Linked DNA regions of Homo sapiens: all the other regions are linked to region 2. The links are chromatin loops, found by intact Hi-C in ENCODE. Cell type or tissue: mammary epithelial cell. All regions are shown on one strand.

What was found. Peaks named below come from ENCODE experiments on the same cell type or tissue, not always from the same donor. Only the 100,000 strongest peaks of a DNase experiment are listed, where the experiment ranks them.
Region 1: a loop joins it to region 2, with 18 times the contacts of the local background. A loop is called at or near these places in 103 of 110 quality-filtered maps.
Region 3: it touches region 2 in a loop (2.5-fold over the local background); 21 of 110 quality-filtered maps call a loop at or near these places.
Region 4: it touches region 2 in a loop (2.4-fold over the local background); 2 of 110 quality-filtered maps call a loop at or near these places.

The regions. Positions count from the first base shown.
Region 1 is chr4:89,430,269-89,438,268 of GRCh38, forward strand. No RefSeq gene overlaps it. Among named protein-coding and RNA genes, the nearest start is that of GPRIN3, 130 kb to the left of the region's middle. In mammary epithelial cell, a CTCF peak has its summit at 4,303 (motif pointing left); no DNase peak of the experiment used is centred here.
Region 2 is chr4:89,223,771-89,231,770 of GRCh38, forward strand. No RefSeq gene overlaps it. Among named protein-coding and RNA genes, the nearest start is that of GPRIN3, 80 kb to the right of the region's middle. In mammary epithelial cell, a CTCF peak has its summit at 3,376 (motif pointing right); a DNase peak (open chromatin) is centred at 3,381; H3K4me3 peaks cover 215 bases; H3K27ac peaks cover 458 bases.
Region 3 is chr4:89,156,055-89,164,054 of GRCh38, forward strand. No RefSeq gene overlaps it. Among named protein-coding and RNA genes, the nearest start is that of TIGD2, 49 kb to the left of the region's middle. In mammary epithelial cell, a CTCF peak has its summit at 3,033 (motif pointing right); no DNase peak of the experiment used is centred here.
Region 4 is chr4:89,558,774-89,566,773 of GRCh38, forward strand. The region is part of intron 1 of LOC105377329 (a long non-coding RNA gene); the gene reads left to right. Among named protein-coding and RNA genes, the nearest start is that of GPRIN3, 250 kb to the left of the region's middle. In mammary epithelial cell, no CTCF peak of the experiment used is centred here; a DNase peak (open chromatin) is centred at 4,888.

The DNA.
Region 1 (8,000 bases), 210 kb after region 2:
GTGAGTTTCATGATGACAGAGATTTTGACCATTTTGTCCAATGACATACTGCCAGGGTCTAGCACAATATAGATGCTCAAAAGATATTTGTTTAATAAGTGAATTAGGCCAGGTTTGGTAGCTCATGTCTGTAATCCCAGCACTTTGGGAGGCCAAGGTGTACAGATCGCTTGAGTCCAGGAGTTCAAGACCAGCCTGGGCAACATAGTGAGACCTCTGTCTCTACAAAAAAAGAAAAATAGCCAGGCATTGTGGCACGTGCCTGTAGTCCCAGCTACTCTGGAGGGTATTCTGGAAGTGGGAGGATCACTTGAGCCTAGGAGGTTGAGGCTGTAGGGAGCCATGATCATACCATTGGACTCCAGCCTGGGCAACAGAGGAAGACCCTTTCTCCAACAAAGAAAGAAAAAAAAAAAACAGGATCCATTGCTATTTTATGTCCGTGACGTAAAAGAGTGCATGGGGTCACCATAACATGAACTACTACCTTCTGCTGAAATGTGCTGGTGTCTTTGAGAAAGCACCAATAAATAGCTCCTTCCTGCCTGGCCGAGGTTTAAACCAATTTATAGACAAAACTAAGTTTCAGCAGGCAGAGCACAAAATATTAATATCACCTTAATACTGAAAGGACTGGTAGAAAGACATACTTATTTCTGTAAGCAAGTCAGTTATCTAATACTGAACCTCTGCCCCAAATAGATACATGTGTCTACAGAACAGCACTGACCGATGACATATCTTCCAACAAAAGCAGAATAGGCAGAGCAGAATTTCCCCTCCCAGGAATAGGAAAGAGAAAGAAACTGTGCTGTCCATGCATTTTTCACCTGCATATATTCACCACTCATTGTTTTGTTTCTTGGAGTTGGGGGAGGTGGAGCAATTGGGGCGGGATAGAGAAGTGTGTGATGAGGGCATGGGGAGAGGTCAGTGGTGTTACTCCAATAAACATCCCATCATATAGAAGAAAACATTAGACATGGAAGTGAAGTGATGTCCCCTAATAATATCTATATTTTTCCTCTTTTGAAATTTGTTCCTTTTGGTTAAAATTAGTATATCTCAGATATTTAGAATGTTAATTTGCTGTCGGCAAACCCAGAGAGATGAAAAGTCAGTCCACGTGGTTGGTATGGAGAGAATTGCTGAAAATATAAAACTGAGACCTAACCTATCAGCAGTCAGGGAAGAGTTAGAGGAAGATTATGTTTTAAAATGGAGATCCTTCAGTGACTCCCCCATACTAATAATATTTCAAATATCTTCAAATCACAGGCCACTCTTTGGGTATTCCTCAAGGTAATGAGAGGCACATCATCAAGGAGGCACAGGTTTTGGGTGTTTCTTATGTACTAAGAACTGGGGATAAGAGTAGTGCACAAAATAAATATAGTCCTTGCCTTCACAGAATCTATTGGGGAAGAAGTGTGAGTATAAGTAAATATAGAGTGAAAATAGCATATTAATAGCACCAGAAGCCTGGGCGCAGTGGCTCATGCCTGTAATCTCAGCACTTTGGGAGGCCAAGGTGGGCAGATCACCTGAGGTCAGGAGTTTGAGACTAGCCTGACCAACATGGTGACACCCAGTCTCTACTGAAAATACAAAAATTACCTGGGCATGGTGGCACATGCCTGTAATCCCAGCTACCTGGGAGGCTGAGACAGGAGAATTGCTTGAACTCAGGAGGCAGAAGTTGCAGTGAGCCGAGATCGCACCACTGCACTCCAGCCTGGGCAACAGAGTGAGATTCCAACTTTTTTTTTTTAAAAAAAAAAGCACCAGAAATAGGTGCAAATTGAGGCTGAAGGTGAGAAACTTTACTCCTTCATTGTTTACAGACTACCCATATGTTCCAGGGACAGGATTAAATGCAGAGGATATAAAGATATCCTGTCCTCAAAAAACAGAAAGTTTAAAATGGGAGAGATAGAGCAGGTAGTTAAATAAGCAGGTCAATAAAATACAATATAACATATAATGTGTCTTAGCCTGTACATGGAACTATGTTGACCCAGAAGAAAATACCTTAATTCAGGTTTAGGTTTCAGGAAGACTTATTGGAGAGGTGAGTTAAAGCAATAAAATAGAAATAGGAAAGGAAAATGCAAGTGCATTGGAAGATAGAGTTGAGATGCTTACTCAGAATGTATCAGAGTGAGTGATGAAGAGACGAAAACATGGAATGGGAGAGTAAGGGATGGGTAAGATAGCATTGGAGTAAAAGGAGGAGAAAAGAGAAAAAAATTAAGGAAAGGTGATAGCTCAAATTTTTCCAGAATAAAATGACTAGAGTTCCTCAGACTTAAAAATCACAATGCTTTCTAATCAGCAAAACTAAATACAAATTACATGCATACATAAGGATGAAACTTCAGAACAATTTAAAAAAGTGAAAATTGAAAAACCAAGTACAGAAGAAATAGGTTATCTACAAGGAATAATAACAGAATTCTCGCAGGCAACGATACTGCTAGAAAACATTTGACTCTTATCTTCAAAGGAGAGTAGAAAAACAGCTTCCAGGCTAGCATTCTATTCCCATTGAAGTTATCATTCAAAAGGGAGAATAAAATACAGCCACTTCTAGACATATGAGGATTAAGTATTTATTATTCATGGACCCTTTAGGAAAGTACTCTAGAGCAGGGGTCCCCAACCCTGTGCCATAGACCCTGGCCTGTTAGGAACCAGGTGGCACAGCAGGAGGTGAGCGGCAGGCCAGTGAGCATTACCGCCTCAGCTCCGCCTCCTGTCAGATCAGCAGCTGCATTAGATTCTCATAGGGGTGCGAACCCTATTATGAACTGCACATGTGAGGGATCTAGGTTGCATGCTGCTTATGAGAATCTAATGCCTGATGATCTGAGGTGGACCTGTTTCACCCCCAAACCATACCATTTTACCCCCACCCCCATTAGTGAAAAAACTATCTTCCAAGAAACCAGTCTCTGGTGCCAAAAAGTTGGGGACTGCTGCTCTAAAGGATGAAATCCCACACAGAGAAAAGAATACGTGCACAAATCCACAGTAATCCAGCGAGCAGGGACAAGTGGGAGGCCTGGTGTGGCTAAAGGTCTGGGGGAAGGGAGAGATCAGCAGTGGCCTGTGACTCTGGCTGCTCTTGTCCTTTAGGGGAGATCTGGGCTTTCTCTGAAGGCTCAGAGTGATCAAAGGGTCTCAGCAGGGTGAGGACTTGTTTAGATTTATGCTGTAGTAAGATCACTGTGGCAGAGGGTAGAGAATATGTTGTTGCCAGTGAGGCCAGTTGGGAGTAATGGGTGTAATTTAATGAGAAATGATTAGGGCCTGGATGAAGGTGAGGCAGGGAGGAAAATGGTCAGATGCTGGAATTGTTAAGGCGGTAGGTCCTCAGGACTCAGTAAGTGATTCAGTGTGGCGAGAAAGAAAGAAGGCGTCAAGCAGGCAATTGTTTTACTAAGGCAGCTTCCATGGAGTCCAATTGCAGTGAGAGGAGCAATGGGAGATGAGAGTGGAAACACTGATAACCCTGTTAAGAATGATCTGTGAAGCAGCGGCAAGACTTAGAGTAATAGCCAGAGGAAGATCAGAGGGAAGAAAGATATTAGGATGGAAGGCTTAATGAGCAAGTGGGGAAGACAAATAAGAGAAGCAAAAAATGAAGATATACAGAGAGGTTCAGAGATACCTGATAGAACAAGGGCCTGGGCAGGTAAGAGGAAGTAGAGAGCCTTATATACAAGGAAACATAGAGAAAGATGCAGGCTGTGGTACGAATGCATCCCCCAAAGTTCATGTATTGGAAACTTAATCCCCAGTGCCACAGTGTTGAGAGCTGAGACTTTAAAGAGATGAATAGGTCACAAGGGTTCTGCCCTTATGAATGTATTAATGCTGTTATCGTTGGAGTGGGTTATCACGAGAGTGGGTTCCTGATAAAAGGATGAGTTTGTCCTTTCCTACCTCCTCATAGCAAGAGGCCATCACCAGATGCAAGCCCCTCGATGTTGGGCATTCCAGCCTCCTGTAAGAAATAAATTTCTCTTCTTTATAAATCACCCAGTCTTAGGTATTCTATTGTTGCAGCACAAAACGTAGTAAGATAGGGCAGATGCAAGAAACTGACAATCCCCTCGTCCTTTGTAAGTAGCACCATGACTGGCACACAGCAGTGATGAATAAATGTTGAGTGAATTAATGAATCAGTGAATGAAAGAATAGAAAGATAGATGATGGATATATTCAGGCAGGCTCCAGATCTTAGTATACTAACTCTCAAAGGCCAGCATGTTTTCAAGTTAGGAATGGCAGACCTCTAGTGGACAAAAAGAAAAGTCAGCAATCTAATGGCTGAGAACAAAATTTGCATAAGATGGTTTGGGTAAATGCGCTTGCAAAAGAATAAGTACATAAAGCATTGCTTTACAAAGATTTTATCATACCTAATTTTTGCTGTGCTCAGTTTCTTATAAATGGGACTTAAAAGCACATGCATGATGAGTTCACTTCTGTAATTAACTGCTTAGAGTGAATGCCTTATGGAAATGAAGCCAGTAATCTTTTAATTATGATTAACATTTCTTTTTAATACCTGCAGGAGGGAAATAATTACTCATATGTGGAATTTCATGCTACAAGCTACATAAGATACAAAGTAGCTGTTCATTTTGAAATAGAGAAAAGGGGAAAGAGAAAATCGTAACCAAATAAACCTTTGGTTACAGAAGTCTCAAATATGATGAAAAGAGTGTATTTAAAAATGACAACAGCAACACATATTGTTTAAAATATTGAACTGTAAAAACAAGGTTAACAGACCTTTTTAGTCCTTAAAAATTAAATAATGTCCTACTGTCAAATTATTTGGAGTTAGCTCAAGGAGGAATTATTTGTTGATGCAAACTATGGTTCTTTTAGGAGCCTGAGTGCTTTCTAATAGAGATCAAGTTGAGTTGATCCTATGTTATTCACAATCAAAGAAAATGTTTGGCAGCTATTCCAGGTTAATTAACTACATAAGGTCTCCAGTTTGTAAATCAGAAAGGTATTACAGGTGACTACTTAAGGATGCTTCAGTTTTTCTATTATGACAATTTTATTAACAATGTACAGTGTCTTAGGTAAATGAAAGAAGAATATAATTTTATGTGGCAATTGTGTGCAGCTGGTGAGGTGGGGATGAGAGAGTTAGGAAATATTAGATATGAGAGTACACATGTGGGAACTTTTCTAATCCATGACTGCAGAATTTAAAACGATTGAAGAAATTACCATCTTTTGCCTGAGTTAGCAGAACTGAAATTAGCTTCTGAGGAAAGCTCTTTGGGATTTCTTGTTTGTTTCTGAATCTTTTTAAATGTTTAATTCAATACCACTGTATTTGAGAATAAACATTATTAAAATGTCATAATGACTCTTTAGACTATTTTAAGCTGCCATAAAGAGAGTGTTTGCATTTTTTATCAGCCCTGATCTGCCAGGGACTTAGTCATTAGGCATCATTGTATAATTAAATAACAATAAATAATTATAAATAAATGTTTCAAATTTGATACCAATAAGAGCAGAAATCTGAGAGCAAGTAAAAAAGGGTTTCTAAGCAATATTTAGACAACTGTAATAAAAATATCTAATAAAAGTACAGCTCACACCCGCAAAAATGAGTAGTTATCGCTGGATTTATTTAATAGGTGATTTTATTCTGCTTTATTTCTATTGCATATATGTCCAAAGTTCTCTGCATTGAGCATTACATTTGTCATTTTAAAATGACTTAAAAAACAAAACAAACAAAAACACCAAGAGCTCAGCATCATTTGTTGACTAGAAACTGTTGCATGGCTGCTACAGATGCTATTGTACCTTTTGGGCACATTCTGCAACATCTCTTGCTATTCTGAGCCATCCAGAGCGATTCTACATACATCTCTAGAAAATAATACAAATTTTCCAGGACAGTATGATGATGTCAGCCATTGCTTAATCAGTTTTTACATTTAGGGAGAAGCTAGAGGAAAGTTGGAAATGCTAAGGGACATTTCAAGACTTCCCAGAAAGTAGCTGTGTCAGGAACAAGGAAGGCAGGAGGAGCCTGGGGAAAGTCTCACATTTGATTCAAAAGAGTTCCAACCTTAGGAAAGTTGGACTCTCAAACACGTCTGTTTCAGTATGCAGCCATATTCACGCCTAGATGCAGGACTGCTATGGTTCCCTCCTCCATAGTGCTGTTTATTCTGCACCACAGAGTTCCCTGGGCCTGTGAGAAAAACCCCACACTTCACTGGGGTGCTTGCTTTTGGTCCTTTCCTCTTTTCCTTCCTTTCATCCTCCTTTTTCTTTCCTTTTGTTTTCGTCTCTGCCCCTTAACAATTAAGTGTTATTCTCAAAATAGGAGAAGATGGCAAGTTCAGATTTGTAACTGCTAGATATGATATTTTTGTATCTTTTTCTTTAGTGAACTCTCATTTATTTAACAAATATTTATTTGCTCACAAATATTAAAGCATAATTGCTTTTATTGAGAGAATCTGTCTAATAAATAGTAATTCAAAAAAGAAAAGAAAGGAAAACCCAGATGTAGTTTCTGCCTTCAATAAATTTACAATCTAGTGGAAAAGACCAAAAGTAAACAAATAATCTCCCCAAATATATATATATATATATATATATATATATTGAGATGGAGTCTCACTCTGTTGCCCAGGCTGGAGTGCAATGGTGTGATCTCGGCTCACTGCAACCTCCACCTCCCGGGTTCAAGTGATTCTCCTGCCTCAGCCTCCTGAGTAGCTGGGACTACAGGTGTGTAGTCCGGCTAATTTTTTGTATTTTTAGTAGAGACGGGATTTCACCATGTTAGCCAGGATGGTCTCGATCTCCTGACCTCATAATCTGCCTGCCTCGGCCTCCCAAAGTGCTGGGATTACAGGCATGAGCCACCGCGCCCGGCCCCAGGTAATTTTTATTATGATTTTGGATGCATGCTATGACAGGACAGCACAAGGGTGTGAGTGATGGTGGGGATATCAGAAAACACCCCTGAGGTGTGACATTTATCCTCAGACCTAAAACAATGGTTCTCAACTGGGCTATTTTGACAATATCTGGAAACATTTTTGTTATCACAACTGGGAGGAAGGATTTACATTTCCTGATCATGTAGTGTGACTTCCTTTTTTTTTTTTTTTTTTTGAGACAGAGTCTTGCTCTGTCGCCCAGGCTGGAATGCAGTGGCCTGATCTCCGCTCACTGCAACCTCCACCTCCCAGGTTCAAGCAATTCTCCTGCCTCAGCCTCCCAAGTACCTGGGATTACAGGTGCCTGCCACCATGCCTGGCTAATTTTCATATTTTTAGTAGAGACCGGGTTTCACCATGTTGGCCAGGCTGGTCTTGAACTCCTGACCTCAAGTGATCCGTCCGCCTTGGCCTCCCAAAGTGCTGGAATTACAGGCGTGAGCCACTGCACCCAGTCGCATAGTGTGACTTTGATTTGTGTCTCCATAACAGGAATATTTTCAAAATAAATCATCTATTTTATTCCCCATAAGTTATATTAATTTTTGTATATTAATTATTAATTGTTATAAGTTATATAAATTATACTGTCCTGGGTCTCTGTATCCATTGAGTAGGCTTCGATTGTTTCAGGGTGAGAATAGACAGAACCTAACATAGAGAAGTCACTGCTCAGCTTTGAATGTCAAATTAGACATTTTTTGAGCACTCAGAAAAACAATTGCCTTGGATATCGTAACTTTTAGAGAAAGGAAAGTTTTCTTGGAGTATAATAATTTCCTTTCATATAATCAAGACACCTATATATGATTCATATCATAGTGTTTTACTATAAGACATTTGTAAATTGAAAGACAGTTATGAGGCCCCATCAGACAGGAAGGAGTAGAAAGTCCTTCTGATGCTGAGGCTTAAAAACCACGGAAAGGAAGAGGGAAGCAAAGCAATCTACTCTGGGTGTCCTTGCTTTGTCCTTGGCAGTGCTGGGGAAGCGGTGGT
Region 2 (8,000 bases):
TATCTCCTTTTTACCTCCAGGATGGAAGTGCTATTTCAATTTTTTTTTTTTTTTGGAGATGGAATTTTGCTCTTATTGCCATTGCTGGAGTGCAATGGCACGATCTCAGCTCACCGCAACCTCTGCCTCCTGCGTTCAAGCAATTCTCCTGTCTCAGCCTCCCAAGTAGCTGGGACTACAGGCATGCGCCACCACGCCTGGCTGATTTTGTATTTTTAGTAGAGATTTCTCCATGTTGGTCAAGCTGGTCTCAAACTCCTGACCTCAGGTGATCCGCCAGCCTTGACCTCCCAAAGTGCTGGGATTACAGGCATGAGCCACCACGCCCAGCCAGCACTAGGTCAAATTTTAAGGTCATTATTCCTTTGCATTTAAAAAATTGTTTCCACCATGTATTCCTAAATAACACATTGTTTTGTTTTGCTTCTTTTTGAGCTTTATAAAAAATGGATTTATACTGTATGGAGTCTTTAACATAAAATCCTGAGTGTCTTCCTAAATTAAGTTTTCATGTTGGGCAAAAACAATTGTTTTCCAACAATGGTACTATGATATTTAAAGCAGAAAGTTATCTTTAAGAAAGAAAAGATTACAAATGGGAACACAGGGCTGCTGATTCTTGTCTTTTGGAAGATTTAATGGAGTTATCGTAAGTGGGGTATAAGAACAACAAAAAGATGTTCTTAGGATTTATGAAAATCAACTCTTGCACTCATTTGATACTAGAGTGTAGAGGTATTTGCCTCTAGGTAGGTCTATCCTGCAGATTTTTTTTTCACTTTGTGAGACTAATTTTTGTAGCTTTCATGTCTCTTCCTTACGCCAAATATGTTAATTACATCTCTTGTTATTTTCAGTGCTTTCAACATGCTGTTTCCTATCTGACACAGATGTAGAAAACAGGTAATCTAGAATTGTGACAAGGATTAGACTGAATAGGCTCTGATTATGAGTCTGAGGGATTCCCTCTGGGATAAGTTAATGAGCTTTAGCACATGGACTTTGTGACATTTATTTTGGTTGCAGAGGCCTCTTTTTGTTTCCTTCCTTATTCTCAACTTTTACTGAGCAGAAATGTAGGGGTATGGACTTGAAAACAAACAGATTTGGTTTTGAGTCCTTGCTCTGTCATCTTATTGATTTTTTTTTAAAGAATAAATCACTGTTAAAAAAATTCTCTAAATGAGGATAGGAATGTATTGATCACAGTATGACATAATATAAGATGATATCTTTAAAGCACTCAATAAGTTATAAATATTATTATCTTTTTAATATATAAAGAGGCTTATCAACATCAAACTCTTAAATTGCTGTTTGGTGACATCTGAGAGTAGGAAAAATAAAAAGAGTTTAGACAATAAAACACAAAAATTAGTCTCGCGAGCTGAAAAAAAAAATCCCTGCAGTATAGAGCTACCTAGAGACAGACTGTACTTCATAGATAAGATATATAATGCTTATTAGACAGAGCAAGGGAGGAAAAATTGAGAATAAGTATTGGATTGGTTGGAAGTGGTAGTGGTAGGAATGGTGATAGGGAGAAAGTACTCCAGGAAAGTTAGATAAGAAAAACTTTCACATTCCTGGCGAGCAAATTGATGTCAGAAGTTTTATCATCAAGAAAAAAAAGTCCTGTAGAGGGGCTTAAACACAACATAGCTCAGGGTTCTCAAATTTGATCACCACCAAGACTTTCTTTTATTACCTTTCCCTCCATCTACTCCGTTGAATAAACTGGTTTACCAAGAGAGCTGATCTATCAGTGAATTAATAGGTAATGTGCATGGGAGAACAGAATTTGGAGGGGGAAAGATTTTTTCTCCTTTTGCTCTCCAGATAATAAAGGCAGGATGAGTTTGGGGCAGCAGAGACTATAAGATAGAGAGGTTAAGAGGAGGTTTAGCTCTCAGTTTCACCAAGGTTTATGGGCTTTCTCTGATCCTTACCTAGAGACACCATTATTTTTCCTTATGTGCTGAATTGAGTTTAGCTTAAGTGCAGTAAAACTATAGGGTTCACTAGCTCAAGGGTCTTTAGGCATTGGAAAGTCAGGGAGACAACTTCATGGGATTGGCAGGCAATCCCCAGAAAGTACCTGGAGCTGTGGTAATGGTATTTATGATGGATTTGCAAACAGCAGAAACCATCTAAAAGCGAGGAGGGGAAGAATACAATTTTACTGTTTTGTGGGCATTTGTGTAACTCCCCAGGGATTGTCAGAGGTGGCTATGTGAAATATAATTAAGGAGGTAGCTGATAATTGTACAGATAAGCGTGATAAATCAGATAAATTTTGGCTTAAATCATGATGTATGGTCATTCAAATCCACAGACGGGTAAGAGCTCAAGGTTTTTGAATTATGTAAATAATTTATTTTTTCAAATATGTTAATCTAGGACAAAAGTAATTACAATTATGCAATTATAATTAAGTTCTTTAGAAATATGTTATTTTAGTTAGCATACACATTACGATTCACGCATGGGTCTCTTGTAGGGCATAGACCTTTCTATTCCATTCTAGAATAGCTGTGTGTTAAAGAAGATAACTCAGAGGCATGAGTGGATTGTACAGCAGTCAGCTATGCTTGTAGCCTATTTTGCCCATCTCATCTCTAAAGATAAAATACTTCAGTTTTTTTGGGTGGAATTGGTGAAGAGACAGATGTCTCAGGCTTGTGGCAGAATGTCACCTTGGCAATTAATGGGGAAAGCAAAGACCCACGGCTTACTTACTACTAATTAAGAAGTCACAGTACAGACCTAAGGAGAAGAAAGATCTAGCATGGTGGCAGGCTGGAGCAGACAGGGTGGAGGTTGTAGCAACTAGCTGATGGGGCATTTATGGGCTTAGTTGTGTGAACAAATGTGAACTTGAAAGAGTCAGTCCTTCAGAATGGATCCCAAGTGGCTATTTAAAATAGACCAAGGAGCTATGTGCTGACTAAAGTTCACACACATACTCTGAGATGCACAAAAAGCCACACTTTTTTAACTTTGGGACTTTCAGAGCTCACCTGAACCAACCAGTCACAGCTTGGCTCTATCAATCAATCAGAACTCAGCTGTGTCAGCCAATCAGCAATAAGGAAGTTTGAATCCTTTGTTTACATAAAAGGACCTGCTCGGGAAGCTGGGCTGAAGCTTTTGCTATAAAACCCACACTCTTTCTTTGTTCTCTGGAACCACCTTTGTTTTACACCTAAGGCTGTGTCTCACCAGTTAGCAAACTGTTCACTGGAATAAAGTCTCTTTCCTTCAAATTCCTTTTCAGAGAACTTTTGTTCACAGTTGGCAGGAGGGAGAGTGGAGGGGAACTACCTCTAGGGCCTACCAAGAGTTTCAGAGACAGGTCATCCAGACCTTTCCAGCAGAGGGCAGTCACAGCTTGGTTTTTCTCATGCAACCCGTGGCTTCATTCCTTGGGTTTCACTGCCCTGGCAAGGCTAACTCCAGGTTCCAACGCTTAGGGTAGGGCAGTTCACTCTCTTTTTCTTTAATCCATGGATACGGAAAAGGCTTTTACTGAGGTCTCAAATTCCAGAGAAGACCTTGGCGATATTGTAACTACATTTTTTTTTCATACAGGGTACAGAAATGAAGATGTATCTACGTAGATTTTCTTTTTGCTTCCCTGCTCTCAAGTTTGATCAACGATCATGTTGGAACGTGTCTGTTCAGAATTTAATATGATTTAGACAAAGGCTTGAAGTTATGGTTGCTTAATTGAAAGTTTCTTGCAAAAGAGAAAAAATACAGACGTTTGAAGGTGGAAAACTAAGAGATTTAAGAAATATATGAGGAAACTCCTTTTCCCCTCCACCAGCTTGAGGAACTTCAAACACCTAGAAGGCATTTATTATTCAAATAATTATTTTGTTAGTGATTACTGATAATTTATTAAAGTCCATAGTCCAGAAATCTGTTAATTAACTTTATATTTAAAAATTAAAATGGAATGTTATGCCATTCTTACCAACAGCCAGGTTTTAGATAACGATGTGGTATAAATGATTTCAATTAATTACTGTTTCCTTCTCTTATTTAAATTTAGGATTCAATATTTATTTTTGCCAAATTATTAAAAAAATTTTTCCGTTTCATTAGGGAAGTTAGTTTAAGAGACTTAACCTCGCAATAAACTTCCAATTAGACAGTTTATTACAAAGTCTTACGTAGTGCATTCTTAATTTAAATATTATTCATTTCTAGCTGAACTTTCACGAATGATGTAAAGTTATTAATTACTGATACTACAGCTGAGTAAAGTAAGTCTTTGGTTCCAACTGAACCAGGAGAGAAAGGTCATTATATGTCTAAGAACTGGGCCCGCCTTACCTTTGGAGGAAGGGTACGACAGAGCACAGATTTTATGTTCTAAAGATGGCGGCACCAATATGGTTATCAAACTCACATGATTTCCTTACAAGGCGATTGACACACTTCTCAGTGGGGTTTGTTTTCTCCCCTTGAATCTAGGCAGGGCTTGTAACTGCCTTGACTAATGGAGTATCTCAGAAAGGATGCTATACAATTTCTAGTGCTAGTTCATAAATGGGATGTAGTTTCTGCCTGTCTCTACTGGAGGGACGTATAGGAATGGTGTGCCAGGTGCAGGCGACATCAAGGAGTGGTGTTGATGGCTACAAACGCTAACACTTTAAAGGTGTCAGCTTATATTATAGGCAGCGTGTGGGCTTAGAAGATTTTAATATTACTCCTATTCATGTTAGGGGGATAGAAACCCTCTGAAATCTATAGGTTGAATAGTCAAATTGTGAAAAGAGGATTTCTCTCTGGCTCTTTTAAATTAAACTGGGATAATTTTGGTTTTGAAGACTCTTCAATATCCCAAGAGTATAGTAGAGACTAAAAAAGAAAACCCAGGCCACCATAACCTTGCCTGTTTCCATGACTAAGACATGCACTAAACACAGATAAGCATTATGAACAGAACTGTACAACTTTTGACCATGTAGGACAAGGTTGGAAAAATAAATGTGTTGTCTCTCAAGAACTTGAAAGGATGCATTAGATAGATTTAGACCAATGGCATAATTTCTTATTCATTCCTGTTGCTTCTTTAATGTTCATCAATAACCAGGCAAGACGTGGACAGTGAGGAGCCCTGTTGTCTGAACAGGGCTGCTAATGAATTGGTATCTGCTGTCACAAGAGTGCAATCACTAAATTGCATCTGCCTCAAATACTGACATACCAAATTCCTGATGGCTATGTGAGAACACTCCTTCTACACTGTAGTTCCTAGTATGGGGGTGTGAGGATACTGAGCACTTCAAGGCAAACCAAGTTAGAGGGCACCCAAGGTGAGCACGTGAGAAGTAGATTCCTGTTTTAGACCAATTTTGTGTTGATTCACATGACTTTTTCACTGAAGAATATAATGTGATTTATTGTTTTTGTATTAGGAAACATTGAACACTGGTAGGCCATTTTTTTTTCTGAACTGATATTTGGCATTCTTTGTTATATATATGTTCCATAGATCACAAACACAACAGGTAAAAACAAAAGGAAACAGTGGGCCTTATATGTTTTGTAGGAACAAAAAAGCACTCTTAAAAATTATTTTGAATCAGATGTATCTTCCTCAACTACTGGTTCCAGACATGATTTAGGGGTTCTGAATAATGAAGGTTCATCTCTCCATGTCATATATCATACTGTATCATCTCCTCATATTGTATATATATATATAATATAATACATAAAAGTTTTTCTTTTCAGTGTTCATTCACACAGTGATTTTTCATGTTACAGTCCGCTTAAAAGTATCACATCTAATCAATTATGTGACCTAAAAAAATTACATTAGTAAAAATTTACCTATGTGGTGGGTATTATGTGTCCAGTGACAAATAACTTATGACATTATAATACAAGAAACTATAAATATACAGGAGTGCAAATATACACACAGACAGTGTGTACGGTGTTCTTTTATTTCCATTCTTTATCTTCATGATTGAACTTTATAGGCAGGGCCAGTGCTCAACTTCTGGGCTCCTAAAGTAACTGATAATGGCTCTAACATGGCCCTTCTCATATTGCTGTGTTTAGTGGTTTATGTATCTGGGAGCCTCTGCAGGGTAAGGCTGAGGGTCACTCAAATTTCTAATACATGTTGGGTGCAGGTGCGTAATATATGTCTGTTGAGTAAAAGAGTGGTTCTTCTGATTTCATTTTGTTTGAATCCATTTTGGGTTCTAGGATTCAGATTCAGGTTGACATTTGACCTAATGTAGAAAAATTCTCCCAAATATAGGCAGAGCTGGTTATTATGCCCTGGAAAGTTTTCAGAAGGAGATATGATCTGTTCTTGTTTTTCCTAAATTGACCAGTTATCTAGCAAATCATCTGTGTCAGTGCTTATTTCTTTAGTGTTTCTGATACTTTTCCCAAAGAGTACTAATGCGTTGTGTTTGTGACTTCCTTTCCTTCCTTTATAAAAACATTTATTTTTAAAAATTTCTCCCTAGCTTTATTGAGATATAATTAACAAATAAAAATTGTATGGCTTAAGGGTGCACAACATGTTTTGATATACATATACATTGTGAAGTGATGACCGCAATCAAGCCTTCCTTCTTCACCTGTGTCAGATGTGTTGCTGGCTCCTGTTTTGTTGCAATGTGCCTCCTTTGAAAATAGATAAAAAATTGTCACAAAATGAAATGATTGCATCATCTTTAAATTCATAATTACTTTAAAGCCCTACCTTGGGCCAATGTTACTAAGATTAGTATCTTTAAATGAGCGGTTCACCTTCGAGGGAAAAAGGAAATTGTATTAGGTCTCAGTTCTTTCATCAAGGAGCCTGGTGGTAAAATTAAACATTTATTTATACTTTCCAATAATTTTATGAATTATTTTCAAATATGCTCAAGGCTTGTTCATATATTTTATGAATTGCATGTATAACGTTTATAAAAATTTAACTTAATTATTAAAACACTAGTGAGGGTAGAAAGCAATGTCATTTGCTGCAATCTCATTTGCTACACGAGACAATACATAGCCTTTAATTTGTACAACTGTACTTCAGATTGAACATAAAATGCCTTCATACACCCATATGTTGTTTTCTTTTCCCAAGAAAAGGGCAAATAATTTTATAGCTTTTCTCTTTATATCGTTACATCATTTCTTAGTGTTTTCCTATGTTTTATGCAGTCATGACAAAATTTTTGTTAATGTGAATATGAGGTTTGCATAGAGAATGAGTGGATATTTTGATGGCTTAGTCTGTTTTTTTTCCTTTTCTGCCACTTTATATATTATTTAGAGGAAATATATTTGAGTGATCCTTATTTACTCTCTAAAAGTAATTGTTCCCCTTTTTATATTCTGACTTTGATTTAGGGAAAGTTGTTACTATATTAGTGACATCAAATAATTCTCTGAGTTACCGAAACATTGAGTTACTAAAACATTGTAACGGTCAATAGGAGAATGTATCAGGTAGGTCACAAGGAGAAAACCATTAGGTTTTATTCAAGTAGTATTTAACATCCTGATAATCACTTTTGTTTTTATCAGCATGTTAGTGTGCAACAATGCAGTGCCTAGTTAGGTGCCTGGATGATGACACCAGGCTTGAGTGGTTTGAGTCTTGGTGCCACCATTTACTCACTATATGCTCCAATCTGCATTTTGGCTCGACATCCATAAAACAGGCACGACAATAATAATAATGTTTACATTGTAGGTTATTGTGAAGCATAATAAGATAATTGATATGATTTGACTATGTGTCCCCACCCAAATCTCATCTCAAATTGTAATCCCCATATGTCAAGGGAGCGACCTATAATCCCCCTGTTGAGGGAGGGAGGTGATTGGATCATGGGGGCAGTTTCCCCATGCTGTTCTTGTGATAGTGAGTTCTCACGAGATCTGATGGTCTTATAAGCATCTGGCATTTCCCCTGCTTGCACTTCTCTTCCCTGCTGCCATGTGAAGAAGGTTCTTGCTTC
Region 3 (8,000 bases), 68 kb before region 2:
AGTTATTTTTTAAAAATAATATACATTCATAACACAAAATAAAAGGGTCAGTCTCTCCTGATGTCTGTATGAGTAAATTTGAGAATGGCCCTGACTCCAAGACAGTATGTCCCATTAACATTCTGTAGCATACCCTTGTGCAGATATTTCCACTGAATACTATTCTAAAGCTATGTACTGGATTTTATGAATATAACTTGATCTAGTGTGCAGTTTTTTGGGACAATCTGGACTAGCAACAAGAACTAGTATGACCCATGTGATGCTGGACATAAAGCAATTAAACAGTAAAGAGCCTGAGCACTCCTAAGCTTGCGCTACCAGGCCATGATTAATGGTGTCACATGGAGAATGTCAAAGGGCCACGGAGTGAGTGGCTCCATCTCCAGTGTGACTCTTGCAGATTTTCAAATGTCCCTCTCAACTCTGCAGCTTGAGGAGAATGTTGATCATGCCCAAGAGAATGCCGGACTAGGAGAGTAAAAGAACAGAAGGCAACATGGCGAAACTCCGTCTCTACTAAAAATCCAAAAATTAGCCGGGTATGGAGGCATGCGCCTATAATCCCAGCTATCTAGGAGGCTGAGGCAGGAGAGTCGCTGGAACCCAGGGGCAGAGGCTGCAGTGAGCCGAGACTGCACCACTGCACTCCAGCCTGGGCAACAGAGCAAGACTGAAAAAAAAAAAAAAGAACAGAGGGCTCAGGCTGAGAAAACCAGATTATTGTTTCTGAAGACCTTTCAGCGTGGATGTTGTGGGACAGAAGTGCAATATGGCACGCGAGAAATCCTGGGATGGGCTTGAGGGATCTAGATAGAATCAGCACAGAGACTATCCCTTTAGTAGCCTGGCTAAGTACAGTGATCGGTTTCTTAAGTGATAAGGATTGGAAATTAATTAGCCATTATAGAATGTAGTATGTAAATATGGATGGGTGTTTGTATCAGTCAGGGTTCAGTCAGAGAAGCAGAGCCGTTAGGATATACATATATATATATATATATATATATATACACATATATATCCTAATGTAGTTATTTGACTAACCGTTAGAGTTTGTTTATATATATAATTATATATAAAGCAAAATTATATATAATATATAATTATATTAATATGTATTATATATAAAAGTATATATTATGTTAATAATATACTATAATTGTATTTTATATAAAATAAACTCCAATGGTTAGTCTAATAACTACATTAGGATATAGATATCCTATGTAGTAATATATAATTATATAATATATATTATATATTATATGTAATATATAATTATATATTATATAATAATATATATATTATATATTATATATTATATTATATATCTAATATAATAATATATATAATATAATATATAATATATAATTATATATTATATATTAATTAATAGATATTAATTAATATATAATATATAATATATATAATATAATATATAATATATAATATATAATATATATTATATATAAAACAAAATATATACATATCTGTAATAATCAGATATTTGCTACGGGGATTTAATTTTATGCAATGCTGGGAGCTGGTAAACCAGTCTCCGTAAACATGTCACCCTTGTGTCTGATGTTAAGAGTTTGAAGTCTGCCGAGCAGGTAGTAGGGAATGGAAGACAGATGGTAAGTGGAGGAGAGCAAGAACAAGCTGTAACCCACAGTATGAGCTCAAGCACATGAGGATAGACAGAAACCTACGTCAGTTCTGTCTCTGACCCGGAGGGTCTTGTGGAAGCTATGACCCATTATGATGGAGCTGAACACATACCCGGACCATGGGAATGAAGCTGAATCTTCTTTGGCTGTGTGATGAATTTGCCCCTGGGCCATGATATATTATGACTGACTGCGAGGCTTCTGAGAGCACTATCCACTATACAAAGCTTAGCACACATGTCAGCACATATTCATCTCTTATTCAATATTTGTTGAAAGAATAATAAAATAAAGTGTGTGTGTGTGTATATGTGTGAGAGAGAGAGAGGGAGGGAGAGAGAGAGAGAGAGACAGAGGGAGAGAAAGAGAAAGAGAGAAGAAAGAAAGAAGAAAGATAGCAAAGAAAAGGAGAAGGGAAGGAAAAAGAAAGAAATGTACAAGGTCACTAAATCATCCAAAGACAAATCTTGGGCTAAAATCCAGGTAATTTAGACATTTTCTTAAGAAATCAAATAAAACAACACATCAACACATATATTTTGTTGACATATACTTGATAATATATAATATAAAAATATCAGAAATATCCAATAGTTCATTACATTATGGTGTATAAAAGTAATATTTATGAGAGAAAAATTAATGCTTTGTTCTTCAAAAACATGTTATTCAAAGAACATTTTCATGGATTTGTAGGGTTTCCATGAATATTTGATTTTGATAGTTTTGATGTGTTGTTTTTCTTTGTTCAGTGATCAAATATAATCTACATTAAGTGTCAGGAATGATTACTTTGCAGTCTCTGGAGCTCCAGGGGTCTATGGACAGAATTCAAGTGGCCCATGAACTTAGATAGGCAAAAAAGGACCAATTTTCTCCACTAATTTCTAACTGTAATAAAACATTTCCTTCAATTATGAATACAGCATAGGCAACAGACCACAATAGTATCAGCCTGTCACATACATTTTCATATCATATTATTGTTGTTGCAGATGTCTCAAAAAATGTATACACTATCAGCTCAAAATCATAGTAGTTATTAGATTAACCACCACATTTTGTTACTGATATGTTAATTAAACACACGGATTAGTCTAATACATTTGTCATTTTAAATCTCTTGATAACTATATTTCAATATAGTTTCCTTTCTAAATCTAGTGTTTTATTTTATGCATTTAAAAACATTATTATGAAAAAAGGCCCATACGTTGTCAAAGAGTCCCATGAGCACACAAAAGATTAAGAAACCCCGCCTTTCATAAGGACAAAATGTCTCCCTTCATTGCAGTATTTTTTTCTGATTAGTATTCTAGAGATGCCAATGACAAATAATGGTGCTTACAGGCATTGTACACAAGGTGGCAGCACATTATTGTTTCATTTCCAAAAATCAAATTTCCTCATTCCTGGCCATAACTGGATGCTAAGTGTAAACACTAAGATAAGGTAATACATTTTTAGAAAATAGATTTTGATATTTTTCAGCCTTCTAGTTTATATTAATATCCTCTTTTCTGTGCAATATATAGCACACATAAGATGTTTCTATTTAATAAACAATTTTCTCAGTTTGAGACACACAAAAAGAAATTAAATTATGTTCAGAACTATTCCTCAATATGTTTTCTAAATACAGTCCTCCCACCTCCCCCCCCCCAAAACAACCACCAAAATTCTTATGAAGAAAGACTTTTTATAAATTACCCTTTGGGTAATTTATGAATTACATAAAACTTCACCCCCAATATATACCATACTCTCTCTAATTAAAATTTGTGATGTTTTAATTGAAAAAGGAAAGGAGGGGTGGTAGAGCTGACTAAAGGATTGTTGGTGCAACAGATTACAAAATGGCTCTAATTCCTCATTCCTCCCATGAAAAGGCACAGTTTATTTCTCCATCTCTTGAATTTGAATTGTTCTTGGGACTTGCTCTGGCCAGTAGAATGTGTTTCCTTTTGCTGTCTGCTTTCAGGACTGGGCACTGAGCTTACTTGTATTTGCATCTCATGAGAGGACATGCCTGAGTTAGTCTGCTGGAAGGATGTGACATATACATGGTGTATGAGACCTGTTAAGATAAGCTGGATTCTCCAAGCCAGATAAAACTTAGAAAAATGAGATCCCCACCAATAGTCAGTCTACACCCAGACAAATGGGAGAGGCCAGTTGAGGCCAGAAGAATCACCCAGCCTAAGTCTCTGAACTGCAGCTGATTCCAGATGTATGAGCAATAAATACACTGTTTTTAGCCATTGAGTTTTGTCATGCTGTTTTTGTCCAGCATTATTTGTAGAATAGGTAATGTTTGTAAGGTCTTCTTTATTTCTAACTCTGTACAAGTGCATGACTGGTCCAGATATCTTTCAGCAAAATGTACCTGTAACCTAGCATTCCATTGAATCAAGTATTTTGGCATACATAACATTTACTGAGTGTTTCTATCCACTTAGTAGATCTAGTTCTGACTTAAGGTATAGGAAGTCAAGGTCGAGGAAGAAATTGGGTTTTGGGAGTTAGAGGAAGAAATTGGGTTTTGGGAGAGGAATGTGTTATAAGCTAAATGTCTGTAGCTCCACCCACCTCCCCAAATTTATATGTTGAAGCCTTTAACCCCCAATATGATAGTATTTGGAGATGAGGCTTTTGGAAGGTGATTTGTTTTAGATGAGGTCTCGAGGGTGGTGCCCCATAGCCCTTATAAATAGAGACACCAGAGAGAGTTCTCTCTCCCTTGTGCACAGAGAAGAGGTCATGTGAGTACACAGTGAGAAGGTGGCTACCTCTATACAAGCCAGGAGAAGAGGCATCAGAATAAAGCCTACCTTCCTGACCTTGATTTTGGACCTCCTAGTCTCTGGAACTGTGAGAAATAAATTTCTATTGTTGACGCTACCAAACCTGGGATATTTTGTGATGGCATCCAGAGCTCACTAATACAGAACGGAAAGACAAAGTAAGGGAAAAGTGATAACGAACAACTATTCAGTGTTTTCCAGCATTCTAAAGATTTTAATATAATTTCATTTAATTTCTTACAACTAAGTGAGGTAGATACTATTACCAACAACCTCATTTTACTTACAGATGAAAAATGACAAAGAAAGGCTAAATAACACGTCCAAGGCTTCATGGCTAATAAGTGGCAAAGTCAGAATTTGAATCAAAGATAATCTATCTCTAGAAGCTGTGTTTTTAACTGTTATTTCATACTGCTAGGAAATGAGCAGTGGCAAACAAAGACAGGAAGAGAAAAACTCAGTGATAAACACTGTGTTGTCTGGTACATTACACACTGCCATGAAGTATGCCAAAGTAGTATGGCATGCTGCTTTGTTGAAGATATGAGGAGACATGTTTTACTGTATATAATAAAGCAACATTCTACGTACACTTGCAGGCTTGAATAAGAAGACATTTAAAAACATTTATCCAGCATTGTTTCATATCAAATACATATAGGATGGATGTACAAATTGCCTATGTTATTAGTTCTACCTACAAGGTGGCAGAATAACTTGATAATTAGGCCTGCTATACTTAATTGGCCAGGTAGAACATCTGAAATATGGGAAAATGATTTTCCCTGGCTAGACAAGGAGTTGCTGTTCTCTTCATTTAAGCAAGAAGCTACCATAAAATTCTGCCTCACTCTGACAGACTAGCTGGAGGAGAGAAGCCTCCCTGAGCAAACTGACCACCCCACTGAAAGTACCCTTCTGCTCCTGAGTGTGTAGAAGACAAATAAGAAAATTTCCAGTTTATTTGGAGGTGCGAAGAAGGTCTGAGAATTGAGAGCCTCTGTGCCTTCCAGAAGGTCCTTGTTTTCAGGAAGAGAGTGGATGCTATTGTGAGATTGCACGGTGATTTGATAATATGGTAAATTTTCAGCAGATTAGAGCCCCAGTATGAGACAAGGGAAAGAACAAGGGTTGGGGAGTGGGGAAAAGGGGGAGACCATGAACTGAGGGTGCAAGAGAATAGTCTATGGCCACATCAGCCTTAGGTGCTTCAGCAGCCAACATAGTCAAGACAGAGACCTCCCAAGATGAGGTGGGACAAGCTCCAGCTTAGAGAAGGGCCAGCAAAGATGACATGCCAATGCAGATATTAGATGGGCACCCACACACGTATTACGTATTCTCCCTAGATCTAAACCCCTTTCTGGGGAGAACAATGGAAGGGGAGGACAAGTAAGAGATGATGTTGTCCAGATATGAAGTTTGGAGTTTGAATGGACTAACTGAGTTCCCAAGAGGTTAAGAGTTATGCAGAAAGTGACTACATTGCCTTTAATTGGCAAGTTCAATGAGTCATTTTCTGCATCTCCTTCCCACATCCAACCAAATAAAAGATGTATGAGCAAGCTGAGCTTAGTTGTAAACAAGAGAAATTTCTGACCTTATTTGTTGTAACTATAAAAAATAAAGCTGCCATATATCCAAAACACAATCCACTTTCCTACCAAGTGTTCAGTCTGCTATATACCCTGCAACATTAATCTGTTTTGTTTGTTTTCACAAATTCTTTCTGATATTTGCTTTATACAATATTGACAGAAATTCTGATCAGAGGAAAAGAAGTGTTGACATAGTTTTATACACACGTCAATCATCATTTTGAGAAGGTACTAACATACCTATATTATGAATATGAAAAAATATTTTTCTAAACTGCAATTAGAAGATACTAAATATTAATGCATTTGTATTAGTTATTGCTGCATAACAAATCACTCAAAACAAAATGAGTGAAAACGATAATAATTATTTATTATCTCACAGTTTCAGCGGGTCAAGCATTCAAAGAGAGCACAGTTGGCAGGGTCTGTCTCTGCTCTATAAGGTCTGGGGCCTCAGCTGGATGATTTGAAGGCTGAAGGGCTGAAATTGTCAAGGGCATGACTTGAGCTGGAGGGTATACTTCCAACGTGACTCTCTCACATGACTGACAAGTTGCTTGCTCTACAGGGCTGCCTGAGTGTGCTCATGACATGTCAGCTGCTTTTCTCCAGAGTGAATGATCCAACAGTTTAAAGCAGAAGCTGCAATAATTTTTAGGACCTATCTTAAGAAGTCTTATACTGTCACTTCTTCAGGATTCCACTTGTCACATAGGCCAGCCTGATTCTGTGTCGGTGGAGACTACACAAGGATATTGTATTAGTTAGCTATTGCTGTGTTGCAGATTACCTTGAAATTTAGCAGCTTAAAGCAACAAATATTAATATTATCTTAGAGTTTCCGTTGCATCAGGAATCCAGGATCAGCTTAGTTGGGTGGTTCTGGTTTAGGATCTTGTACGCAGTTGCAGTCAACCTGTCAGGGCTGTAGTCGTCTGAAGTTCCACTGGAGCTCAAGAACTGCTTCCAAGCTCTCTCATGTGTTAGTAGGCTTCAGTTCCTTGCCATAGGGGCCTCTCCTTCGGCTGCTTGGGTTTCCTTATTACTTTACAGCTCGCTTTCCCCAGAATGAGCAATGCAAAAGACAGAAACAAAGAGCCCAAGATAGAAGCTATGGTCTTTTATGACCTAATATTGGAAGTAACATACTGTATTTGTTTCCTTTTGCTGCTGTGACAAATAGCACTAACTTAGTAACTTAAACAGCATGAATATATTATCTTATAGTTCTGAAGCTCCTAAGTCCAGAATGGGTTTCACTGTGCTGAAATCAAGGTGTTGACAGGACTGTGTTCCTTTTAGAGAATTCAGGAGAGAATCCAGAGGCTCCTTGCATTTTTGCACTTCCAGAGGACATCTGCATTTTTTTTTTTTTTGGCTTGTAGCTCCTTTCTCTACCTTCAAAGCCATCAGCATAGCACTTTTAAATCTCTCTCACTCTGACTTTATTCCATCTTTTAAGGATCCTTTGAATTACATTGTGCCCACCCAGATAATCCAGGATAATCTCCCTATTACAAAAATTCTTAAATTAGTCACATTGGAAAAATCCGTTTTGCCATGTAATGTGATATTCAACATATTCACAGGCTTAGGATGTGGGGATTAAGATATGGACATATTTGGGGAGCTATTATCCAGTCTACCACACATACTATCACTTTTGCCATATCATATGGGTCACACAGACCAACCCTGGTATAATGCAGGAGGGGACTACACAAGAAAATGCCAGGAGATGGAGCTCATTGTGGCTATTTGGGGGCTGGCTACCCCCTTTTTTTTTTTTTTTTTTGAGACAAGGTCTCCTTCTGTCACCCAGGCTGGAGTGCAGTGGTGCGACCTCGGCTCACTGCAACCTCTGCCTCCTGGGCTCAAGCGATCCTCCTGCTTCAGCCTCCCAAGTAGCTGGGACTACA
Region 4 (8,000 bases), 340 kb after region 2:
CACCTTGTTGGCCAGGCTGGTCTCAAACTCCTGACCTCAAGTGATCTGCTGGCCCCGGCCTCCCAAAGTGCTGGGATTACAGGCGTGAGCCACTGTGGCCCCTTGATATTTACATTTCAAAGAGATAGCTCCCAGGTCTTTGAGAAAAACATTCCTGAGGCATAAAGTTGACAAAAAGCCTATCGAGTTTTCAAAAGGATTTATATTCATTTCAAAGAGAGGAGAAAGAACTTACAATTGCAAATTTTCTAAAATAAATGCCTTAAGAAAATGGGAAGGGGGGGTAAATTTCTTTATTTCCAATAGAGAGGATTAAGCATCTTATTTTTAATTTGTATGTGTTCTTACATTACTCATGAGTAACATTTTTGGAAACTGTCCTCTGGCACAATATCTGTTAACATATCTGAGTATTATGGCCCTCTTAACATAAAAAAAAAGCCTCATAACATCTCTCTATGATAGTAGTAGTATATTTAGTATCCATTTATTCAGAAAATATATACCGACCAAGCCTTGCTATGAATTCAGATACTCTTTAGATCAGTTTGTAGTTTATTAGTTGAAACATTTAAAACTAATAGTATCCATATGTGCAAAGCATACTAGTTAGTGCATAGTCATGCCATATTCCTTGAAATAACCTAACAGCCACCCATCATGGCTCAAGATATGAAAAATACTAATATTAACTAAAATAGCTTCTGATGAGCCAAACTTGTTCTTTTTTTTTTTTTTAAAGACACCTGAGCACTGAAGTTATTTACTTGATTTGATTAACAAGGAATGAGCCTCAGAGCCTCATTTAGCTCTTCCTGATTCCAATTTACAGAGAATTTGGCAGGTCTGATTATCTGGTATGTCAGGTCACTGTAGGGAGAGTCTGTAACAGTCATTGAAACATTGACCAAAAAAAAGTGTTAAGGATAAAATTATTACATTAGAAGTTGAGATTATGATTGAAATTTATGGTAATAACATTGGATCTTTAAGAAGGACTAATATCCAGAAATTTTGCTAAGAATATAAGAACATGAGTAATACAAACAAACAGATTTTCTTTTCAAATCAATAGACCTTTTTTGGCGAGGGTCTGGGGAGACATTTGATGCTTAAAGGAACTTGCTCTTTAAGACCCACTCTGTATTAACACTTTCTTCCCCGGTTAGGAAACCTGCTTATTATGTGCTAAGTTGCTTGTTCAGTGAAACTTAAAATCAGGTATTTTGAATTGTGGAGTGAATATGGAGCCTTCTGTCTTAAACAGAGTTCCAGTATTTGCATGTTTAATGTGGATACCACAAGGATGGGAAATCAAGGTTGTGTCAGAGGCTGGGATTGTGGTGATGTTTGTGGAAGATTGTTTTTCAGAGCTCTGTTAGCAATCATCGGTCCTCAGACTTACCTTTGGGTTGGGGATTATTGGAAAGGAACTGTTGTGTAAATGTCCAGCAATTCTGATAAGATCCCAATGCAGCGTGCAGAAAATACTGGTTCTTGGAGTGTAATATTTACCTAGTACTAGAATTATCTGCATTTATCAGCCAAAGTTCAGAGAAAAAAAATTACTGCCTTAAAATCTTAAGCAAAAAGGAATTTGACACAGAGAAGTAGGTGCTTACCAAATTGTTAAAGACATTAGAGGAGTGGGTTTCAGACCCACTAGATTAATTCCCCAAACATCATAGAACTGACTCCCCAAGTGAGCTGTTACCTCTGGCACCATCAGATGCTAGGAAATCAGGAGACTGCCTCTGGAACTATGGAGCTGAAGATCATATTACCATTGTGGTCATTAGAAGATCAGGAAGCTATTGCTCCTTCTCTTCACACATCCAGGTCCATATGTGTCTGTCCCACGTGGATTCCACAGGTGTCCCACACTAGGGCTTCAGGGAAGCCCAGGGTAGTATAGTAAGGCAGGTGTCAGGTCATAGCAGCACAAATCTGGATGCTGAAGCAAAGGCTGGAATAAAAGTTGAGCCAAGAGGAGGTCAAGTGTAGTACAAGGGGTGTCCAACACAGGAACTCACATCCTAGCTACCCTCAAAGCCACTTCAGTGCTAAAGGCAGGCCTTCTCCTGGATGCCTGCAGAGCTACTGGAAAAAGGTCTTTGGTGTGGAGGAACCTAACTTTTCAAAACTTTTTAATCTGAAGACAATGACAATTGGATATAAGAGTAAACTATGGTATTTTACTGGCATAACTTGAAGACCCTAAAACGTATCCAAACCCCTTGACTCTTCCCTATGATCACCCCAAAACTGCCCTTTCAACAGTTTACCCCCTCTCAACAAATGGTACCAGCTTTTACTCAATTTCTCAGATCACACCTTGGAGCCTTGGTTGACCTCCTTGTTTTTCTCATATTCAATATCCAGTACAGGAGCAATCTTGTCTGTTGCATTTTTACAATGTATTCCAAACCCTCCACTGCACTGCCTCCGGCACTACCATGCTAGCCCAGGCAGCACCTCCTCCCCTGTGGATTATCCCAGCAGCTTCCTGACTATTCTTGTTTCCGCTTTTATCCTCTATAGACTGTTCTTTTCACAGTAGCCAGAGTGGGTACTTTAAAAAATGTTAAGCCATGTCATTTCTCTGGTCTCAACTGCTCTATCATTCCCATTAGATTTCAAATAAAACCCAAAGTCCTTTTTATGATCTTGTTTCTACATGATCTGGGCCCTGTTTTAGTCTGTGGCCTCATTTCTTATCACTCTATCTCTTGCTCTCTGGTCTGTGCTTACTTTTACCTCCCTGATAGTCCTCAGATGTGCCAGCAAGTTTCTAACTCAGGCCTTTACATTTGCAATTTCTACTTGGAGTTGAGAATTTCATTCTCACACTCAATTGATACTTCAGTTCAGATGTTAACCTCTCAAGGAGACTTCTCAGAACTCCTTCTTTAAAATAGTCCCTCATCATACTGTATTCTCTCTCTCTCTTTTAAGAGATAGGGTCTTGTTCTGTTGCCCAGGCTAGAGTACAGTGGCATGATCGTAGCTCAGTGCAGCCTCGAACTCCAAGGCTGAAAAGATCCTGCCTCAGCCTCCCAAGTAGCTGGGACTACAGGCTTATGCTACCACACTTGGCTAATTTCAATTTTTTTGGTAGAGATTGGTGGGGGTCTCGCTACATTCCCAGACTGGTCTCGGACTTCTGGCCTCAAGTGATCCTCCCACCTCAGTTGCCCAAAGTGTTGGAATTACAGGTGTAAGCCTGTTGAATTTTTGTTCATAGAGCTGATTACCCAATGTGTGTGTGCATGTGTGCATGTTTGTGTGTGTGTGCATGTGTGTGTGTGTGCATGTGTAAATTCCTTATTTATTGTCTGTTTCATTCACTGAAATATTTGCTACATGAGGGCAGGAACTATGTTGAATTTATCATCCTATTTCCAGTGTCTATAATGGTTCTTGGCACATAAGTGTTCAATAAATGTTGTTAAATTAATAACTGAATTAAATCAGATCAAATTGGTGTTTGGTTTTTCTGACAATAGATTTCCCTTTAAATGTTATGCTGTCCAGAAGCTACTAGTTAACAGAAAAAAGAAAATAACATTTCTGTAGTATTTGACAGTGTAAATTCACTCCATACAACTATAACCAAATCATTTACTTATGTTCATTTCATAGTCTATTGAAGGACATCTGGGAGTGCAGTAATGTAACGACCTAGTCTGGTGAATACTTCTTCAGAGTCCCAGGATACTCTTCAAAGTCCTAAAGTTATCTAGCCATCAAGTTGGAGGCTGAGCTTGGATTGTGGAGGACATTTTAGAACCCTCTGTTGAAAATGACATTCATCATTTCCAATACCTCATTGACCAAAATTTAATCTTATGGCCCCGCTTAACTCTAAGGGAGGCTGGAAAATATAATTTAGCTGTATTCCCAGGAGGAAACGTAACTGTATTAACTCTGTCAAAATAGGTATATGCATGATATTCTTTAATGCTTAAAAATCTCTGAATGATAAGTACTGCATCATCATTTACAGATGAAAAAATCTGACCCTCAGAGAGGTTGAGCTACACAACCAAAGTCATACGGCTAATGATTATGTGGCAAAGCCAGGGCTTCACTCCAGGTCTCCTATGATTTTCTCTGTCATTTGGGTAATGGGAATTCCATACATAGTACCAGTCATTTTGATGAGACTGACTTTGCTAATCATTTTATTTATGCTTACACATCACTTAAGAATGCACATATGCCTTGGACTTGAATGACTTTTATTATGTTTGTTAACATAGTATGATTATTCTTTATAGTTCGGCCTTATTCACTCTGTCTTCTTTGATCTGTTCCCACTCCTGCTTAGCAATCGCAGTATCTCAGTACTTTTCAAAAATTACAAAAAAAAGCAACACAACTTTTGTTCTACTTTTCAGTCAGCTTGGATGATGTATTAAAAATCTTCATTGATGGCAAGAAATACATAGTTGTATTGATTAATGTTTCTGATTTATTTCATTTGAATGACTCCCACTTTGACAGAGACATGAATTCTACTTGATTGCCTCTAGTTGCTAAACACCGATTACTTGGAAAGAATGTTGTCCCTATGAATAGATAATAATTAAGCAGAACATCAATAAAATAAGAGATTCAACTTGAACCAGTGGAAGAGTAAGATGTAGCTCTAAGCCTACACACAGATTTCATAGAAAACATTGCAGTGGGGCCTTGTTTACATGAAATCTCTGTTACTACATGCTGACCCTCATCCTTGTAGGTGCAGAAACTTTATGTCATCAGTGTAGCCTCAGATGAGTAGACACCTCAAAACCTCACTCACCAAATACTTCACAAGCCATTGATGACTCAAACAGAATCCTAATTGTTCACTTATGATCAAATGTGTGACAGCCAGTGACTAGAGCACTCGTTTCCTTTATCTAGGTCACCGCCTCCTGCTTTCAAGGTATCTAGGAAACCAAATTATAAACCTGCTGATTCCATGGCAAGCAAGAATTATGAAATATGATTAGGGACATTTTGTCCAGGAACTGTTAAGACTTGACAAAATACTTCCATACCACAAAATCAGACACACAAAGTAAAACAAAACCAACAATAACTCTTTCCTAGGGAAAGAAAAACTCCTGTACACTAGACATATTATTTCCATACCCTGAAGATAGTTGAATAAAGGCATGACCAAATTAATTTTGTCTCTCTGAACATTTTCTGAGATTCATATATTTTATCCAGGAAACATATTCTTTATACTAGAAAGAATCTGTTAACATATTCTTTCTTCAGGGAGATCACAAACTTTGATTAGACCACAGAGTCTTCTACAACAAAAATTGTTTTCAGAGTAGCATTATTTTTAGTGGAAAGAACATAGAATATTTTCATGGAAAGGGAATATAAATTTAGGCAAATCTAGGATTAAACACATATAACAGCTGCTTATCTAATGAATAATTTCATGTAAGTTACTTAACCCTGCTAAGAATCAATTATCTCTGAAAATAGTATCTACCTTTCAGGGTTTTTCTGCAAATTAGAGACAACAGATATTAACTACCTGGCATATAGTAGATGTTTAATACATTATAGTCATTATTATTAGAGTTTTTGGGACTTCTTCCCAGTATTAATTGTGGTGACATTCTCTTTAAAATAGTTCTGCAAATAGCTAATTTCATTCAATACATGTGGTTTTTATACATTTAACTCTTATAAGGTAATCTTCTTTTTTCTTTTTTTTTTTAGGTCAGATTTATTGAGGTCTGATTTATGGATAGTAAAATTTACCCCATTTAGGTGTAGAGTTGATGATCCTGGTCAAAGACATGTAGCCCTGTAATCAAGACTACAACGAAGATATAGCACATTTCATCACCCCAAACTCTCCTTAGTGCCACTTTGTAGTCAGTCTCTTCCCCTAATACTTGCCTCTGGCAACCATTGGTGTGGTCTAGTTTTGCCACTTCTAGAATGTTATATAAGTTACAGTTTACACTATATAATTTTTAAAATCTGGCTTATTTCACTTAGCACAATGCTTTTGCAACATATCCACATTGTGTATCAGTAGTTCAATCTATTACCAAGTAGTATTATATTTTGTGAACATGAAACAATTTGTTTATCCATTTACCAGTTGATGACATTTGGGTTGTTTTTAGTCTTTGTCAATTATGGATAAAGCTACTATAAACATTCATGTATAGTGGTTTTTGTTGTTGTTGTTTGTTTTTTGAGACAAACAACACTTTGAGACTCACTTTGTTGCCCAGGCTGAAAGGCAGTGGCAGATCATAGCTCACTGCAGCTTCAAACTCCTAGGGTCAAATGATCATCCCACCTCAACCTTCTGAGTAGCTGGGACTACAGGTGAGAGACAACACGCCCGGCTCAACATTTACATATATTCTTTCTGTAGACACATATTTTCATTTCACTTAAGTAAATATCTAGGAGTGGGATAGCTGGCTAATATGCGTGTATAGTTCACTTAAAAATATATCATATTTTTTTCCATAGTGGTTGTACCATTTTGCATTACCACTAGCAATATGAGAGTTTCAGTTACTCCACATTTGTACTAGCCCTTGATATCGTCAGTTTTTTCTTTCATTATTCCTTTAAAAAATCCTCGATTTTCTATTACGTGTATAGTGGTATCTCATTGCAGTATTAATTTATACTTCTCTTATTTTTAATGATATTGAGCATCCTGTTATGCACTTATCTGCCATTGGTATCTTTTCTTGGTGAAGTGTCTATTTAAATTATTTGCCCACTTTAAAAATTGTGTTTTTTGTTTCTTATAATTGAATTTTAAAAGTTTTAAAAATATATTTTAGATACAAGTCCTTTATGTGTTTCGTGAATTTTTCTTCCAGTCTATAGTTTGTCTTTCACTTTTTTGGCAATGCTTTCCAAAGAGCAGTAGTCCTTAATTTTAATCAAGTCCAATTTAGCAATTTTTTTTCTTTTATGGCTCATGCTTTTTGTATCATATCTAAGAAAGCTTTGCCTTGCCCATGGTTGTGAGCAATTTTTTCTATGTTTTCTCTCAGAAGCTTTATAGTTTTAGATTTTATATTTAGGTGTATGATCATGTTGAGTTAATTTTGTATATGATATCTGGTAAAGTTTGATGTTCAAGATTTTGCATATAGGGGACCAATTGTTGGAGTAACATTTATTGAAGAGACTATCTTTTCTCTATTGTATTACCTTGGGCCTTTGTCAAAATTCAATTGATATGTAGGTTGAATTTCTGGACTCTTTATTCTGTTCTATTAATCTATATGCCCTTATGTCAATACCACATTCTCTTGATTATTATAGCTTTATAAGATGTGTTGAAACCAGGTGGTGAGAGTCCTCAAACTTTGTTTCTCCAAAATTATTTTGGCTATTCTAAGTCCTTTGCTTTTCTCTACAAATTTTATAGTCATCTAATCAATGTCTACAAAAAAAATCAGGCTGAAATTTTTATTGGGATTGCATTAAATTGATAAATCACATTGAAGAGAATTGATCTTTTAACAGTATTGGGTTTTTCCTACCTATGAGCACATACCTTTGTCCATTTACTTAGGTGTTCTTTAATTTTTTCATCATTGTTTTGTGATTTTTAGCATTCAAATAGTTCACATGTTTTGTTAAATTCATCCCTAAGTATTTTATGATTTTTGATGCTATTATAGATGGCATTTTATTTACATTTAATTTCCAAATGTTTATGCCTAATTTATAGAAACACAATTGACTTTTGTATTCTGACTTGTATTTTTCAGCTTAGCTAAACTCACATATAATTCTATTAGAATTTTTTTTTTTTATACTTTAAGTTCTGGGGTACATGTGCAGAATGTCCAGGTTTGTTACATAGATATACATGTGACATGGTGGTTTGCTGCACCCATCAACCCATCATCTACATTATATATTTCTCCTAATGCTATCCGTCTCCTTGCCCCCCCGCCAACAGGCCCCAGTGTTTGATGTTCCCCTCCCTGTGCCCA